Regions from separate parts of the Homo sapiens genome. Here region 1 is linked to region 2. A link is a contact called in ENCODE Hi-C or POLR2A ChIA-PET data. All regions are on one chromosome and are shown on one strand. The core of a region is the stretch at or near the end of the contact, and the rest is flanking DNA. Distances in the headings are between cores, read along the strand shown. Region 1 holds the start of EPG5 (ectopic P-granules 5 autophagy tethering factor). Region 2 has its middle 32 kb from the start of SIGLEC15.

Region 1 (4,021 bases), core at 688-3,187, 170 kb after region 2:
ACCAAGGTGTGCATTTGCCCATGTAGTAAACCTCCACTTGTACCCTCTAAACCTAAAATAAAAGTTGGAAAGAAAAAAAAAGAGCATCATAATGAAAGAAATCCACATAAGTCATCTACAGTCTACTAAGTATGGTACCTATGAACACTACCCTCCTGTTAAAACCTTGTTCCCATGAGAAAATCGGATTACAGTATCATGCTTAAATTACACCTGCTTTGGAACATCACCCACTTCTGGGGAAAAAAATGTCCTGTACTTGTAATACCATCCTCCTTATTTCCCAAATGTAAACTCTGTTTCAGGTAAGCCAAAATTATGAGGTCTGGCCATGCGGGAGCAGCATTTAATCTGTTCATCTTAGAAAATATATATAAATAGGGTGGGCGCGGTGGCTCACGCCTGTAATCCGGGCACTTTGGGAGGCCAAGATGGGCGGATCACCTGAGGTCAGGAGTTTGAGGCCAGCCTGACCAACAAGGAGAAACCCCGTCTCTACTAAAAATACAAAATTAGCCGTGTGTGGTGGCGCATGCCTGTAATCCCAGTTACTCGGGAGGCTGAGGCAGGAGAGTCGCTTGAACCCGGGAGGCGGAGGTTGCGGTGAGCCGAGATTGCACTCCGCCGAGATTGCACTCCAGCCTGGACGACAGAGCGAGACTCCATATCAAAACAAAAACAAAAACAAAACAAAACATAGGCTGGGCGCGGTGGCTCACGCCTGTAATCTCAGCACTTTGGGAGGCCGAGGCGGGCGGATCACGAGGTCAGGAGATCGAGACCATCCTGGCTAACACGGTGAAACCCCGTCTCTACTAAAAATACAAAAAATTAGCCGGGCGTGGTGGCAGGCGCCTGTAGTCCCAGCTACTCGGGAGGGAGGCTGAGGCAGGAGAATGGCGTGAACCTGGGAGGCGGAGCTTGCAGTGAGCCGAGATCGCGCCACTGCACTCCGGCCTGGGCGACAGAGCAAGACTCTGTCTCAAAAAAAAAAAAAAAAATACATATACATATATATACACACACACATATGTATATATGTACGTATATATGTATATATGTGTACATATGTATATATGTGTATATATGTACTATAATAAAATGAAAATCCAGACTGCACTTATAAACAAATCAACTTAAAATCACTCTAATACCACATGTAGTCTAATACAGGAAACTCAGAAAATTCAAACACTTCCCTACTGTGTGAGTCCCGCCCTGGGTTAATTTCTAGCCATTCATGCCCCTTATAAACAATCAAGACAATAAGAAATAAACAGAGGCAGCACTACTATCATCTTGAACTTTCAAAGTGATCAGAAATGGCACAGCACTAGTCTACTTATAAAGTTCTGCCAAAGGTACCTTCTCCGCGTGGAGGAGGGGAACATTCCCTCTTTATGCATGGCAGGGACTAAAAATGTTCTAGGATATAAAAGAGTAAAGAGAGAGTCAACGATGGGGCTGGAAAGAGAAAAATTATTTCACGGCAGGAAACCAGACCCAGGTGAGGAAAGCCAAGAGAGCAGAAAAGGAAGAGGCCAGTGAAGTCACAGGAGGGAGAAGGAAAAATGGGGTCCTGACAGAGTGTGGCAGGGGGATATGGAGAAGGAATGGAGGAGAAGGGCCGGTGTCAACGGGTGGTGGGATCAAATATTGGAAGGTGGAGGCGGAAGATGCAGAGGGCTCAGGGAACGGGAGTAGAATTGGCTGGGGAGGCCGAAGAGAGGAGCAAGGAGACACAGCACACTGCCAGAGCCTCGGGAGGGTGGGGGAGATCCTCACCTTTGTTTTAGTCCGGCTGGCCTTGGCCTTGGCCCGGCGCTGGGGCTTCACCGCCTCGGCCATAGACCCTTCCGCGGCGCCGTCACCGTTTGTTTTTGTCAAACCCCTGCGCTTCAAGCAACCTGCCCGGTTCTGGCCTCCGGACTGTCACATGATCGAATCTCCGCCACTCCCGGAGAAGAGGCGGTGAGTCGGCGCCTCTACGGGCCGCAACGTAGGACAAACCACTCCAGGACGCATTTGCACTGGAGGAAGGCAGGCCCGCCCCCTTCCCGGAGCCCAGGCCCCACCCCTAGCCCTGGCTCCACCCGGCGCGCAGGTGTCTTGGGTTGCGCTGGACAAGGGCAGCGACCCAGGCTGACCCACCTCCTCCGTCTCCCGGCTCTGCGGAACCTCACTCAGTGCGGATCCCGGGCGCGCTCGCACACCTCACCCGCGTCGGCTTGAAGAAATCCGGAAAGTGGGTTTGCCATTCTTTTTTTTCATCTTCAGATAAACCAGATCCAGTCGGTTAGCCTAAATCCGCACTGCGCGCAAGGAAGAAACCCTGACGCCCATCGGGGTGTGCACTTCGGCGTCCTCTTTTGTAAAGGGGAATGATCACACCTGCCTTTTCGGATGTCATGAGAATTTAATGGGCTCTCCCAGAAAGGTGCCTGGTAGCGGCAGGCATGTCGGTACATGGTAGTTATTAATTATCATTACTGTACAAATTCCCAGACTGGAAAAAAGACATGTGCTCCTAAAAGGACAGGCAAACAGGTAACAAGATAAATAAGATCCGTAAAAGTATTCTTAGTATACATTTTACAGTGTGCTTCATTTGAAATTTCCAGATGTGAAAAACTTGTCCACATCTTCCCTTCCCAGCTCTAGGATTTCTGTGATTTGCTTGTATCCTTATTGTTAGTGTCTGTCAATCCTCCCAGAATGTAAGATCCTCAAAGGCAGGGTTCTTAATTTTGTTGCCTGATGTATCCAAGGGTCTTTAGAACACTGCACGTAGTAGCACATAGTAGATACTAAATAAATATTTCGTGAATCACACAAATGAGTATGAGTTTTGTCTGGCGGTGGGGTAAGATCGTTGAAATGGAGTGGGCCAGGCGCAGTGGCTCACGCCTGTAATCCCAGCACTCTGGGAGGCCGAGGCGGGTGGATCACCTGAGGTCAGGAGTTCAAGACCAGCCTGGGCAACATGGTGAAACCCCAACTCTACTAAAAATACAAAAAAGTCGCCGGGCATGGTGGTGGACGCCTGTAATTCCAGCTACTCGGGAGGCTGAGGCAGGAGAATTGAACCTGGGAGGCGGAGGTTGCAGTGAGCCGAGATCGCACCATTGCCCTCCAGCCTGGGCAACAAGAGCGAAACTCCCATCTCAAAAAAAAGAAAAGAAAAGAAAAAGAAGAAAAGGAAATGGAGTGTATGGGAGGGAGGAAAAAGACCATCCACCCACCTGTAGCATACCCTAGAATAAAAAATCCAGCAATATGGCATGAAAAATGGAAAAGACTTCAGAGATGCAGTTTGCTTGTTTGTGATGATATTTTAATTGAGTATATAATACAATTTCGTGTATTTTGTTCCCAAATCCTCAACAACAAAAATTATTAAGCTACTCAGAATATACATGTACTTTGTATGTCCTGGTGTGTGTGTGTGTGTGTGTGTGTGTGTGTGTGTGTGCATGTATATAAAGTTATCACCTGCAAAGAGTTGGCCAATATAAACAAAATCTTTATACCACCATTACTATCCATAACTTTTGCTGATATTTCTCCCAGTCTGGAATACCCTTGCTCTCTGACCTCTCCCAGTTTAAGTCATTTATGACATTTAAAGTTCTCTATGTGCTACCCACTACTTGGTCAGCAAAACACAACTGACCCTACTCTCAATTTGCATGTTTTACAGTTTAGTTGGGAAGCAGACACAATGCATAGATACATTGTGATACGTGTATCATCGCCTAACTGGTAAAAGAGGCATACATTGGAAAGACTGAATGAAGGGATGACACCAGGGCAGGGGTGAGTTCCACACAAAAAAGAGGTTAATCAGGGAGGATGGGAGAAAGAGGAGAAGGAGGAAAGAAATGAAGGTTCTTTAAAAAGCACCTCAGCCTGGCACAGTGGTTCACACCTATAATCCTAGCATTTTGGGAGACCGAGGCAGGCGGATTGCCTGAGTTCAGGAGTTCGAGACCAGCCTGGGCAACACAGTAAAACCCCATCT
Region 2 (3,467 bases), core at 723-3,222:
CAATAGCAAAGACTTGGAGCCAACCCAAATGTCCATCAATGATAGACTGGATTAAGAAAATGTGGCACATATACACCATGGAATACTATGCAGCCATAAAAAAGATTGAGTTCATGTCCTTTGCAGGGACATGGATGAAGCTGGAAACCAACATTCTCAGAAAACTATCACAAGGACAGAAAACCAAACACCACATGTTCTCACTCATAGGTCGGAATTGAACAATGAGATCACATGGACACAGGGCGGGGAACATCACACACCAGGGCTTGTGGGGGGTGGAGGGTGGGGGACTGGGGGAGGGATAGCATTAGGAGAAATACCTAATGCAAATGATAAGTTGACGGGTGCAGCAAACCAACATGGCACATGTATACCTATGTAACAAACCTGCAGGTTGTGCACATGTACCCTAGAAGTTAAAGTATAATAAAAATTTTTTTAAAAAAAAGAAATTATGGTTTAGGAGTCATGACGATGGAGGCTGCAAGATTCTGACCCTCCCTAAACTGCTCCCAAGATCAGTGCCTGACATATCTTGCAGACACTGCAGTTGATGGATCAGCTGGCACCACCTGGATCAATAAACTGGTTCATCTTATCTTGTGGCCCCCACCCAGGAACTGACTCAGTACAAGAGGACACCTTCAACTTCCCATGATTTCATCTCCAACCCAACCAGTCAGCACTCTCGACTCACAGGACTTCCTCCACCCACCAAATTATCCTTAAAAACTCTGATTTCCAAATGTTTGGGGAGACTGATTTGAATAATAAAAAAACTCCAATCTCCTCCACAGCCCGCTTTCTGTGTGAATTACTCTTTCTCTATTGCAATTCCCCTGTCTTGATAAGTCAGCTCTGTCTAGGCAGCAGGCAAGACACAGACCAGCTGTTACAAGAGGAAGGGAAAAAAGGAGGAATAAAGAGCAAATCAAAAAACAATAAAGGGGGGGAAATTGCACAGAGATGAGTATATATACAATCATATTTTTGCAGCTATTAAATTTATGTTTGTGGGAGGTTAGATATCCAAGGATATTAAGTTGAAAATGTCTTGTTTTTCAGAGCAGTAGAGTAGCTGCACTATCTCAATTCAGGGAAACCCAGTCCTGAGGGCCCTGCAGCCTAGACCAGGTCATTGGGACAGAAATTTTGGAAAGTTTTGGAAAGTCTCTGCCTACATCAGAAGCATAACAAGACCTGTCCTTCCAGCGGCACAGCCTTGAGCGGCCACCTGTTGGCCTCCATCTCTGTAGCAGGTGACCCAAATGTTAGGGCCAAAACCACAACAGAAACCAAAATCCAGAAAACCTCAGCAGGTCCCGCTTCCCCTGACTTGCAAATGACTCTCAAACTCTTGGAAATTCAACCCTCAGCATTCAGCCACAAGTCCTTGCCTCTCTTCTTTTAAAGCCCTGTAGTGTGTGGCAAGAGGTCAGGTCTTAGGAGGCTGCCAACATCTCTGACTGTCACCACCTGTGTGCCCTTGGGCAAATTCCTATCTCTGAGGCTTTGCTTCTTCATCTATACAACTAGAATGGGGAATGTTGCAATCTATCAGGGTTGCATTACTCATGCAAAGATTACTCATGTAAAACACTCAGAAAGAAGTTGAAATTTACTACAGATTTGTTGATTCTCTTATGATTGTTAATCGTGTCATTGTTTTGGGGACAGGCTCAGGAGACTGGGCCTGATGGGAGGTCAGGGAGATGTGTGACTTTCCTTGTGATCACAGCAACAGAAGGGTTTTTCCAGCTTGCAAATGACCTCTCAAAATAACCTGAATTTCCACCCAGGGCTGGTGGGAATGTAAGCTGATACAAACTTCGGGGAAATAATGAGGTGGAAGATAGTAACTGGCTTAAGAACGTAAAGGGCAGAGGAGTGGAGGTTGAGACTCAGCGTCCTAGGATTAAGAGAAACCTGTCCTGGTCATCCCACTCCTGAAAGTCTGTCCTAAAGGACTTCTACACCAAAATGGTCATTTCAGATTTACTTATAGTAACTTAAAAGTAAGGTAGAGTTGGAAACAACTCAAATATGCAAAAAGTAAGCAAATTTGTTAAGCAAAATAAGCATATACTTTTGGCAGGTTGTCATGTAGCCATTGAAAATGATGGTTACAGAGTTTTTGTTTTTGTTTTTGTTTTTAATAATTATTATACTTTAAGTTTTAGGGTACCGTGCAGTTTTGTTACATATGTATACATGTGCCATGTTGGTGTGCTGCACCCATTAACTCATCATTTAGCATTAGGTATCTCTCCTAATGCTAACCCTCCCCCCTCCCCCCACCCCACAACAGTCCCCAGAGTGTGATGTTCCCCTTCCTGTGTCCATGTGTTCTCATTGTTCAATTCCCACCTATGAGTGAGAACATGTGGCGTTTGGTTTTTTGTTCTTGCGATAGTTTGCTGAGAATGATGGTTTCCACCTTCATCCATGTCCCTACAAAGGACATGAATTCATCATTTTTTATGGCTGCATAGCATTCCATGGTGTATATGTGCCACATTTTCTTAATCCAGTCTATCATTGTTGGATATTTGGGTTGGCTCCAAGTCTTTGCTATTGTGAATAATGCCGCAATAAACATACATGTGCATGTGTCTTTATAGCAGCATGATTTATAATCATTTGGGTATATACCCAGTAATAGGATGGCTGGGTCATATGGAATTTCTAGTTCTAGATCCCTGAGGAATCGCCACACTGACTTCCACAAGGGTTGAACTAGTTTACAGTCCCACCAACAGTGTAAAAGTGTTCCTATTTCTCCACATCTTCTTCAGCACCTGTTGTTTCCTGACTTTTTAATGATCGCCATTCTAACTGGTGTGAGATGGTATCTCATTGTGGTTTTGATTTGCATTTCTTTGATGGCCAGTCATGATGAGCATTTTTTCATGCAGTTTTTGGCTGCATAAATGTCTTCTTTTGAGAAGTGTCTGTTCATATCCTTTGCCCACTTTTTGATGGGGTTGTTTGTTTTTTTCTTGTAAATTTGTTTGAGTTCATTGTAGATTCTGTATATTAGCCCTTTGTCAGATGAGTAGATTGCAAAAATTTTCTCCCATTCTGTGGGTTGCCTGTTCACTCTGATGGTAGTTTCTTTTGCTGTGCAGAAGCTCTTTAGTTTAATTAGATCCCACTTGTCAATTTTGGCTTTTGTTGCCATTGCTTTTGGTGTTTTAGGCATGAAGTCCTTGCCCATGCCTGTGTCCTGAATGGTATTGCCTAGGTTTTCTTCTAGGGTTTTTATGGTTTTAGGTCTAAGGTTTACATCTTTAATCCATCTTTAATTAATTTTTGTATAAGGTGTAAGGAAGGGATCCAGTTTCAGCTTTCTACATATGGCTAGCCAGTTTTCCCATCACCATTTATTAAATAGGGAATCCTTTCCCCATTGCTTGTTTTTGTCAGGTTTGTCAAAGATCAGATAGTTGTAGATATGCGGCATT

What was found. Hi-C counts contacts between places; a loop is a spot of excess contacts on that map. ChIA-PET counts read pairs that join two places held with the same protein, here RNA polymerase II (POLR2A). Pooled maps may share reads with other maps.
Region 1: a loop to region 2 is called in a map of mammary epithelial cell, with 10 times the contacts of the local background. The contact joins the promoter of EPG5 here to the enhancer-like site in region 2. A Hi-C loop is called at or near these places in 1 of 168 maps with a recorded cell type or tissue (mammary epithelial cell) and 4 of 50 pooled maps. POLR2A ChIA-PET finds 5 or more read pairs at or near these places in 2 of 52 experiments (H1 and IMR-90).

The regions. Positions count from the first base shown.
Region 1 is chr18:45,965,392-45,969,412 of GRCh38, forward strand. It overlaps EPG5 (ectopic P-granules 5 autophagy tethering factor), which reads right to left and starts at 1,938. Exons shown (of 44, transcript NM_020964.3): 1 at 1,786-1,938. The coding sequence starts at 1,848. RefSeq lists an enhancer at 1,697-2,198.
Region 2 is chr18:45,791,924-45,795,390 of GRCh38, forward strand. No RefSeq gene overlaps it. Among named protein-coding and RNA genes, the nearest start is that of SIGLEC15, 32 kb to the right of the region's middle. Within about 2 kb of position 1,973, at least 4 of the 41 ENCODE cell types and tissues checked have a DNase peak (open chromatin) inside an H3K27ac peak, as active enhancers do; they include IMR-90, where a contact is called at or near this core.